2 separate regions of the Homo sapiens genome follow, and region 1 is linked to region 2. Evidence: chromatin contacts called from ENCODE Hi-C or POLR2A ChIA-PET data. All regions are on one chromosome and are shown on one strand. Each heading gives the region's core, a stretch centred on a gene start or an enhancer-like site at or near the end of the contact. The rest is flanking DNA. Distances are from core to core; before and after follow the strand shown. Region 1 overlaps AGAP1 (ArfGAP with GTPase domain, ankyrin repeat and PH domain 1). Region 2 holds the start of AGAP1 (ArfGAP with GTPase domain, ankyrin repeat and PH domain 1).

Region 1 (4,158 bases), core at 572-3,071, 210 kb after region 2:
GTGAATGGCAAGGTCAGGGGATGCTGTCCGGACATGTCAGGATGGGAAACTGTCTTGTCTGTGGATCTTTGAGGCTGCTGAAAAGGATCTTTGAGCCTGAACTTCCAGGGAAGCCTGAAACCAATCTGGTATCCCCAGGGTTTATGTTTTATTTCATTTATTATAGGGATTCAAGGATTTCCAAATAAGAAATTAAATCCTACCATTGAAACTGTGCTGGTGAACTTCTGCTAAGTCCTACATTTGAAAGTCATCAGCGGATTATGTCTGATCCAGTTTGCAGCGGGCTCTTTTCCGGCTGCGTTGAAATGGATTTCTTTATTCTATTTAAGACTCCACTTCCTTCCTCGGCACAGAACTGACAGGCTGTGGCAGCCACAGCCTCCTCCGATGCTCCTCTCCTCTGTGGATGTACCATCTTTCTTCCATTGTTGTTTTGTTTTATATTTGGGGGCTTTACGGCTGCTTTAAACTAAAAATAAATGCTCCTCCCCTTTTCTGTGCTAAAAATAATAGTTAAAATCCTTGTGACGTTTAAGGTTTTCAAAGAAAATTCCCAATTTCTGAGATAATATGTTGTTTTTAAAATGTCACCTGCAATTTCAGGTTCCTTTTTTTAGCCTTGTGTATAATTTCACGAGTTTTGTCTGGAATGCGTATTTGTGGTTCCTGGAGCCAAACAGAATTGGGGGCTGGGCTGGGGGTGAACGTGACACGGGAGACCATCAAGTCATTCTAATATTGGCTGCATGCTGTGCTTCTAGTTGATAATTTGGAGGAGAAAATTAGAGTCCATAGCTCTGCTGGGGAATGAGCCCACCTGCCAGACGATGGCTGTCTTAATGAAGATGAGGTCCTGGCTCCCTTGTCTAATGAAGAATGTGGGGGAGCCTTTAGCAGAAGGCTCTGAAATCCCGAGGAAGGACGCAGTGGAGGCACCGCTGGACAGGAGCTGCCTTCCCTGGTCCTTGCAGCCAGGCTCCTGCAGCCTGGGAAGGTGGGGCTTCCTCATCTCAGGTCCAGAATCCTCTGAAAGTTCTCTTCCTTGACCATAGTCCTTGGGCCCTGTTCCCTTGTTGGTGTTGTTTGCTGAGGTAGAATGCTAAGATAGGCCAACTGGAGTCATTTCCAGGATTACTTCCCATTCTAGAATTTTTGGTATATGTTGGTAGTCATATCACATGGATGACTTTTTTCATACACGTTTATGTGCTGTAGGTTGAACCCCACTGTGAAATTGCCACTATTCAAACATATTTGACCATATTTGTGCCTCCAGCACAGCAGCGAGTACAAGTAGCACATGTGCCTGTCTCCAAGCAGGAACATCTCCTCCTGGCTGTGGTCAGATTGATCTGGCAATTTTTATGTGGTTTGATGGAATATAAATTGACCTGGGATGAAAACTGACTCCAGTAAAGCCTTCTAGTTTGTTTTACTCCATGTGGAGTTAGTGGTCACTGTGAGCCAGTTTTCTTGGTTTTTTTTTTTTGGACAGAGTCTGGCTCTGTCACTCAGGCTGGAGTGCAGTGGCGCAATCTCAGCTCACTGCCACCTCCACCTCCCGGGTTTAAGCAATTCTCCTGCCCCAGCCTCCTGAGTAGCTGGGATTACAGGCGCACACCACCTCACTTGGCTAGTTTTTATATTTTTAGTGGAGACTGGGTGTCACCATGTTGGCCAGGCTGGTCTCAAATTCCTGACCTCAAGTGATCCGCCTGCCTCAGCCTCACAAAGTGCTGGGATTACAGGCGTGAGTCACCACGCCCGGCCCGAGCCACGGTTTTCCATCCCTGGTGTGGTTGCTTCATCAGGACTTGGCAGGCCATGTGTTACTCCAGGCTCACTTGTGCCTCCAGCGCAGCAGTGAGTTCAGGTAGCATGTGTGCCTGTCTCTGAGCGGGAGCATCCTCCCCCGGCTGTGGCACCTGGGCAACGGGACATCAATTCCTGCTCTTTAATCCTACCCCCAAAGGTAATAGGAGAGCTTCCTCTGTGGGTAGTTGGGCCCTTTCCCAGGCATCCTGCCACCTCCTTGGCAGCATCTCCTTGGAACCTTACAGAAGCCTTAGGAAAGAATTGCTCCCCTCTTCTCCCCTCCCCCTCCTTCCCCTCCCCCGCTTCCCTCCCCTCCCCCGCCCATCCTCCAGGCTGGAGTGCAGCCTTCCCTCCCTCGCTCTATCCCCCAGGCTGGAGTGCGGTGGCACAATCTCGGCTTACCACAACCTCCGCCTCCTGGGTCAAGCAATTCTCCTGCCTTAGCCTCCAAGTACCTGGGATTACAGGCACCTGCCACCATGCCCGGCTAATTTTTGTATTTTTAGTAGAGATGGAGTTTTGCCATGTTGACGAGGCTAGTCTGGAACTCCTGACCTCAGGTGATCCACCTGCAGGCTAATCTCAAACTCCTGACCTCAGGTGATCTGCCTGCAGGCTAGTCTTGAACTCCTGATCTCAGGTGATCCACGCCCCTTGGCCTCCAAGTACTGGGATTACAGGGGTGAGCCACCTCGCGCCCGACCAGAAATGCTTCTATTTTATGGTGAGGAAATTGAGAGACCAGAAAGTTAACCGAGGTCACTGTCAAACCCATGGCTCCTGGCTCCCTGACCCCTCACACCCATTTCCCTCTGCGTCCTCTTGATCTCCCATGGACACTGGGATGGGCAGGGCCAGGTGGGAGAAGCAGGGCTCATCTCTGAGGGCTGCGTTATGGGGTAGGAGTTTAGCCTCAGTAACTGCAGCACTTTCTGCCCATGGCAACCTGTGCTGTTTTCACATTTCTCAGAAATTCCCGCTCTTGGAGTTTTACACTTGTAACATCTGCTTAGCAAATTTTGAAAAATTGAAGATGAAGAGTAATAAAGTGTGGACAAAGCTCTGCAGGGAGCTTGTTAGAAATGCTGATTTGAGGCCGGGCGTGGTGGCTCATGCCTATATTCCCAGCACTTGGGAGGCCGAGGCCAGCGGATCACGAGGTCAGGAGATCGAGACCATCCTGGCCAACATGGTGAAACCCCGTCTCTACTAAAAATACAAAAATTACCCAGATGTGGTGGCGGGCGCCTGTAGTCCCAGCTACTCGAGAGGCTGAGGCAGGAGAATCTCTTGAACTCGGGAGGTGGAGGTTGCAGTGAGCCAAGATCGCGCCACTACACTCCAGCCTGGCAACAGAGCGAGACTCCGTCTCAAAAAAGAAATGCCGATTTGAAGGTTCTGATTTCCAGAGTCCCGGCTGATGCTCACCTGTTGCTGGCTTTGCTAAGCGTCCCAGGTTAGTCTAGGGCGAGCAGGCTCTGAGCAACACAGCAGATAATGAGGGAGGGATTTAGAATCTGGCATTGCCAAGGAGGTCAAGGGGGACTTTCCCAAGTGTCCCGCTGTGTCCAGAGGCAGCAGCAGGGAGAACCTGTCCTGAAGGGCTGCAGTGGTCGGCGAGCCCGGCACCTGTCTAGTTCTTGGGAAGGATCATTACTATCACCAACGTCGATTGTAAAATACAAGATGCTTTTTTCTTTTTTTTTTTTTTTTTTTTTTTTTTTGCGACAGAGTCTCACTCTGTTGCCCAGGCTGGAGTGCAATGGTGGGATCTCGGCTCGCTGCAACCTCTACCTCCCGGGTTCAAGCACTTCTCCTGCCTCAGCCTCCCGAGCAGCTGGGATTACAATCATGTGCCACCACGCCTGGCTAATTTTTGTATTTTTAGTAGAGACGAGGTTTCGCCATGTTGGCCAGGCTGGTCTTGAACTCCTGACCTCAGGTGATCTGCGCGCCTCGGCCTCCTAAAGTGTTGGGATTACAGGCGTGAGCCACCACGCCTGGCCCAGACACTTCTGAGAACGAGCTACATCCTCTGTGCCACTGGATTCTGGCTGGTCCAGGAACACAGGTGTGCACACATCCGGATGTGCATCCACACACTCATGCGCATATGCCCAGCTGTGTTTCCCTGAAGCATATTTATCCTTCCAGTGTTCCTGCACCTTGGAAGGAAGCAGGACAGCTGGCCTGGACCCTGCCCCACCCTTCCTCGACCCCACCTACTGAGTGATGAACAATTCCACGCCAGCACAGTGTCCAGCCCACAGATAGGTCCCTGTAGTGGAGTAGGAGGAAGGACTATTTTGGTATGCATGGCTTTCGCGAATGTTTTGTTAA
Region 2 (3,982 bases), core at 1,284-3,783:
GCCCAGGCTGGTCTCGAACTCCTGGGCTCAAGCAATCCTCCCAAAGTGTTGGATTATAGGCATGAGGCATCATGCCAGGCCTGTGGAAGGTTTTTATGGCAGCCCTTGCTGGGTAACACAGGTACACAGGTAGAGACACCAGGCGCCTTTGCTCTGGACTATATTCTCAAGGATGTTTGCAGAGCAAACAGCCTTGGAAGACAGAGATAATGTTTTCTGCCACAGTCAAGGGTAGACATGCTTACTGTCCATGATAAAAACAGTGTCTCCCTCTGGAGTGAAGGGCAGACACACTTACTGCCCGTATGAAAGATCTGAGCTCTCTAAGCTAAGGGTTAAAAACTTATAAAACTCGTATAGGGCAGCTGACTCCAAGTACAGGCTTCACCTGGGCCTCATGTTGCCCGTGGGAATTGGGTCTCAGTAAACTGGTGCATGAAAATGCTGATATTCCAGCTAATGCTACTATTATGAATAACAAAGTCCTTTGTTTCTGATCTGGGAGTCTCATGTCTTCTGCCAGCATCCATGAATTGTGGCAGGCTAACTTGTTAGCTTACAAGTAGGGGAATAGCTCAGCCCCTGAGCAGCTCTTGATAAGAGCTCATGCCTGTGGGGCGAGGCCAGATGGGAGTCATTGGAGGGTTTTGAGAAAAGGCATGACAAGTCCGGACGTAGGTTTTGTAAGTTTCACCAGGTAGGAAGCAGTGAGCTATTACAATTGTTAGATCTAGTGATGGTCCAGCTAGATGATCCTGACTTCAGCCGAGTGGTGAGAAGTCGTGGGATTCTGGATCCTCTGAAGGTGGAGCTGACACCATTTGGGATATGAGAGAATGATAAGCAAAAAGGACAGCACTGAATTTTTCGCCTAAGCAAATGGTGGCCTGGAGTTGCCGATGACTGGGATGGAGAAGATTTTTAGGAGATGTAGCCGGAAGGGATGGCAGGAGTTCAGCTGGCGACATGCTGGACTTAAACACCAGCTAGGCTTCAGGAAATGTTGAGGATGCAGGTGGATGTGAATTTGTTATTCAGGGGTGAGGTCACAGCTGGAGATACATATGAGCTTCATTAACCTGTGTATGATATTCAAAGCCATAAGACAGGGGCGATCACAGCAAATAGCAAAGAAAAGAGGCCTAACCATAAGCCCTGGGGCCCTCCATATTTAGAGGTTAGGGGAGTAGAAGAAAACCACAAAAGGGACAGTGAAGCCAGAAACACAGCAGGAAGCCCTGGTGAGCACTGGGAGAAGGGGTTTCCAGGAGCGCAAGTGATCAGCTGCTGCTGATAGGTCAGGTTTGGTGAGGCCACATGCCTGCCTCTTGGTTACTAGAGTTACTTATGCGTGGACAGCCCGAGGCATGGAGTGATGACCTGTGCCTAAGTGTCAAGGAGAAGACAAGCAGGTCCGGAATGGTAAAAATGTCAGCACATCTTTGGGAAGTTGTGGAGCCCAGCCAGTAAGCCAACACGGCTGGATACCAGGGTGCTTAGGCCATAGCAAACTGCATGTGAGCCGGTGAAGGCTCAGCAGGCTTTAAACGGGGATGCCGGCCCGGCTGGCTGAGTTTCAGAAAGACCACGCCGATGGCTGGGGGCAGGGACTCAGCCAGTGTCCTCAATCCAGGACCTTGTGGGACCGCCCGGCAGCCAGTGCTTCCGCAAATCTGAAGGGTCCCATTTGCCTCAAAGCGGCGAGACGAGCCTTCCAAGCGCTGCTGCAGTGCGGTCCCAGCTCCGCGGGGGGTCCCCGGGGATGACCTAAATCGGGGATTGCGGTGGGACAGACGGTCCAGGGGCTAAGGAACCCCGTGGAGCAGGCAGCGGCGCTCAGGAGGCAGCAGCTTGAGATCCACGGCTCGATTTTTAAAAATTGTAAGGGAGAAGGATGCCTCGAAAGCCTCTGTGGTATTTTGTCGCATCTCGCACCCCTGTCTAAACTTCAGTCCACTCGTGGAGTGTGGACCCCCACGCCGCATGGGCTCAGGAGGCGCTTCGCCTTTGGAAAGAAATCGCATGTATTAAGGGAAAGCACGTGTGCTACTTTGAGAAAGGAGGCAGAAAGTTACCAAACGCGGGAAGGGGAGGCTCGCCAACCAAGCGAGGCCGTGGGACACTGGCGAGTCGCAGAGGCTCCTGGAGCCAGCCGCTTGGAAACAAACAACAACGCGGCGGGCGAACTCCCGGGCAGCCTCCCCCGTGCCGGGGCGCGGGGGCCGCCGCGAGAACCCGGGCAGGAGCTGGCAGGCGCGGGGCCTGGCCGGCGGGAGGGTCCCGCACCCCGGCCCAGTGTGAACACCCCGCGCACCCCCCTGGCCCGGCCCGCCGGGGGCGCGGACTACAAGTCCCAGGAAGCCCAGAGGCAGGCGCGGGGCGGGGCCTGGCGCAATTCCCCGGGATCCGGCGCGCTGGGAAGCGCCGAGGAGGACGCAGCGCCGGCGGCCGGAGGGCGGCAAGCGCGCGGGCAGGCGGGGCGCGGGCGCGGGCGCGGGCGAGGGCGAAGGCGGGGGCGGGGCCGACGTGGGCCGGAGCCCTGCGTGCCAGGGAGGGGGCCGGCCGGGCAGGCGGCGGGCGGCGCTCGGAGCGGGCTCCGCGGCTTGCAAGGCGCCTGCGACTCGGTCCCAGGTCGGCGGGCGGCGCACGGCGGGCTCGCGCGGGGGCCCCGGCGCGCCGGGCGGCGCAGTACGCAGCGCGCGGACCCACGCCACGGCCAGGAGCCCAGAGCAGCGCGGCCACACTGCCCAGGGGTCGGCCCTCGGCCCCGGCGCTCGGAGCGCGGCGGCTGCCTGGGCTTTAATGGCTGCTCCGCGGAGCAGCGCCTAGGGCTGGAAGGCGGCTGCGGCTCAGGAAGTCACCCGAGCAAGCCTCCTTCGGGGCCGGCCGCACCCGCCGCGGCGCGCTCCATGGGGGCGCGCTCCCCCCGGGCGGCCCGCTGACCCGGGACGCCGGGGCCCGCTCGCTCGCCGGCCGCGCGTCCCGGCCATGAACTGAGCCCGCGGGCCAGCCCCGCGCCTGCTCCGCCCGCGCCTTTCTTCTCGCGCCTCCTCCGCCCGCCGCCGGCGGGCCCGGCTCCCCGGGGGCTGCGGCGCCCCGGGCTCGGCGGCCCGCGGGCCCCGGGGCGCGGGGCGGCGGCGGCGGGGGGCGCGCGGCTCCGGGCGCGGCGCCTGCACCATGAACTACCAGCAGCAGCTGGCCAACTCGGCTGCCATCCGGGCCGAGATCCAGCGCTTCGAGTCGGTCCACCCCAACATCTACTCCATCTACGAGCTGCTGGAGCGCGTGGAGGAGCCGGTGCTGCAGAACCAGATCCGGGAGCACGTCATCGCCATCGAAGGTGAGGGCCGGGCCGCCTTGGGGCCTCGGGAAGGCACGGACGCCCGCGGCGCGGCGGGGGTGTGCGCTGTGTGCGTGCGGGTGTCCACACACGCCGGCCGGGGCACGCGGCTGCTCCGCCGAGGGAGCACTGCGGCGCTGCTTGTCTTGCAAGGCCGGGCGAGCGTCGCCTGCGCCCCGCCGCGCCGCGAGCTCCGCCAGGAAGATAGATCGTCAGCGTTAATTTGATCGTGGACAATAGAGTCTCTCCTGCGGGAAAGTGGCTCGGTGCCTCCGCGTCCTGGGCTGCCGGAGCGTCCCGGCCCAGCAGACGCCTGGGGGCAGCCGGCGGGGTCGGCGCCACCCGACCCCTGACAGGTTACCAGGCCAGGCCTGGGCGTCTTGCTGGACGTTGAAGACGTGTTCTGAGAAGTGCTGCCGCTGGGGGCGAGGCCCGGGCCGGCGTGTTTGGGCGGTGCAGGGCTGCCCTCCTTAGTGTGTTTGCTTAATTCAGGGGTGCAGTTGAACTTAGTGGATGCCGAGAGCCAGCCCTAGCCGCGGGAGCATCGTGTCCAGGTGCCCCTGTGCAAACGCTGGAACCGGTAGTGTGCTTTGTACCAACCAAAAGTCCGGGGTTGGATTAGAGGAAGAACCCTACCAGGAG

Evidence for each region. A loop is a pair of places that touch in the nucleus more often than their neighbours do. ChIA-PET counts read pairs that join two places held with the same protein, here RNA polymerase II (POLR2A). Pooled maps may share reads with other maps.
Region 1: a pooled map shows a loop between it and region 2 (5-fold over the local background). The contact joins the enhancer-like site here to the promoter of AGAP1 in region 2. A Hi-C loop is called at or near these places in 1 of 50 pooled maps. POLR2A ChIA-PET finds 5 or more read pairs at or near these places in 2 of 52 experiments (MCF 10A and PC-3).

Annotation. Positions count from the first base shown.
Region 1 is chr2:235,701,455-235,705,612 of GRCh38, forward strand. The region is part of intron 1 of AGAP1 (ArfGAP with GTPase domain, ankyrin repeat and PH domain 1); the gene reads left to right. Among named protein-coding and RNA genes, the nearest start is that of TNRC17, 190 kb to the left of the region's middle. Within about 2 kb of position 1,822, at least 12 of the 41 ENCODE cell types and tissues checked have a DNase peak (open chromatin) inside an H3K27ac peak, as active enhancers do; they include PC-3, where a contact is called at or near this core.
Region 2 is chr2:235,491,510-235,495,491 of GRCh38, forward strand. AGAP1 (ArfGAP with GTPase domain, ankyrin repeat and PH domain 1) reads left to right here and starts at 2,534. Exons shown (of 18, transcript NM_001037131.3): 1 at 2,534-3,340. The coding sequence starts at 3,178. RefSeq lists an enhancer at 3,788-3,982.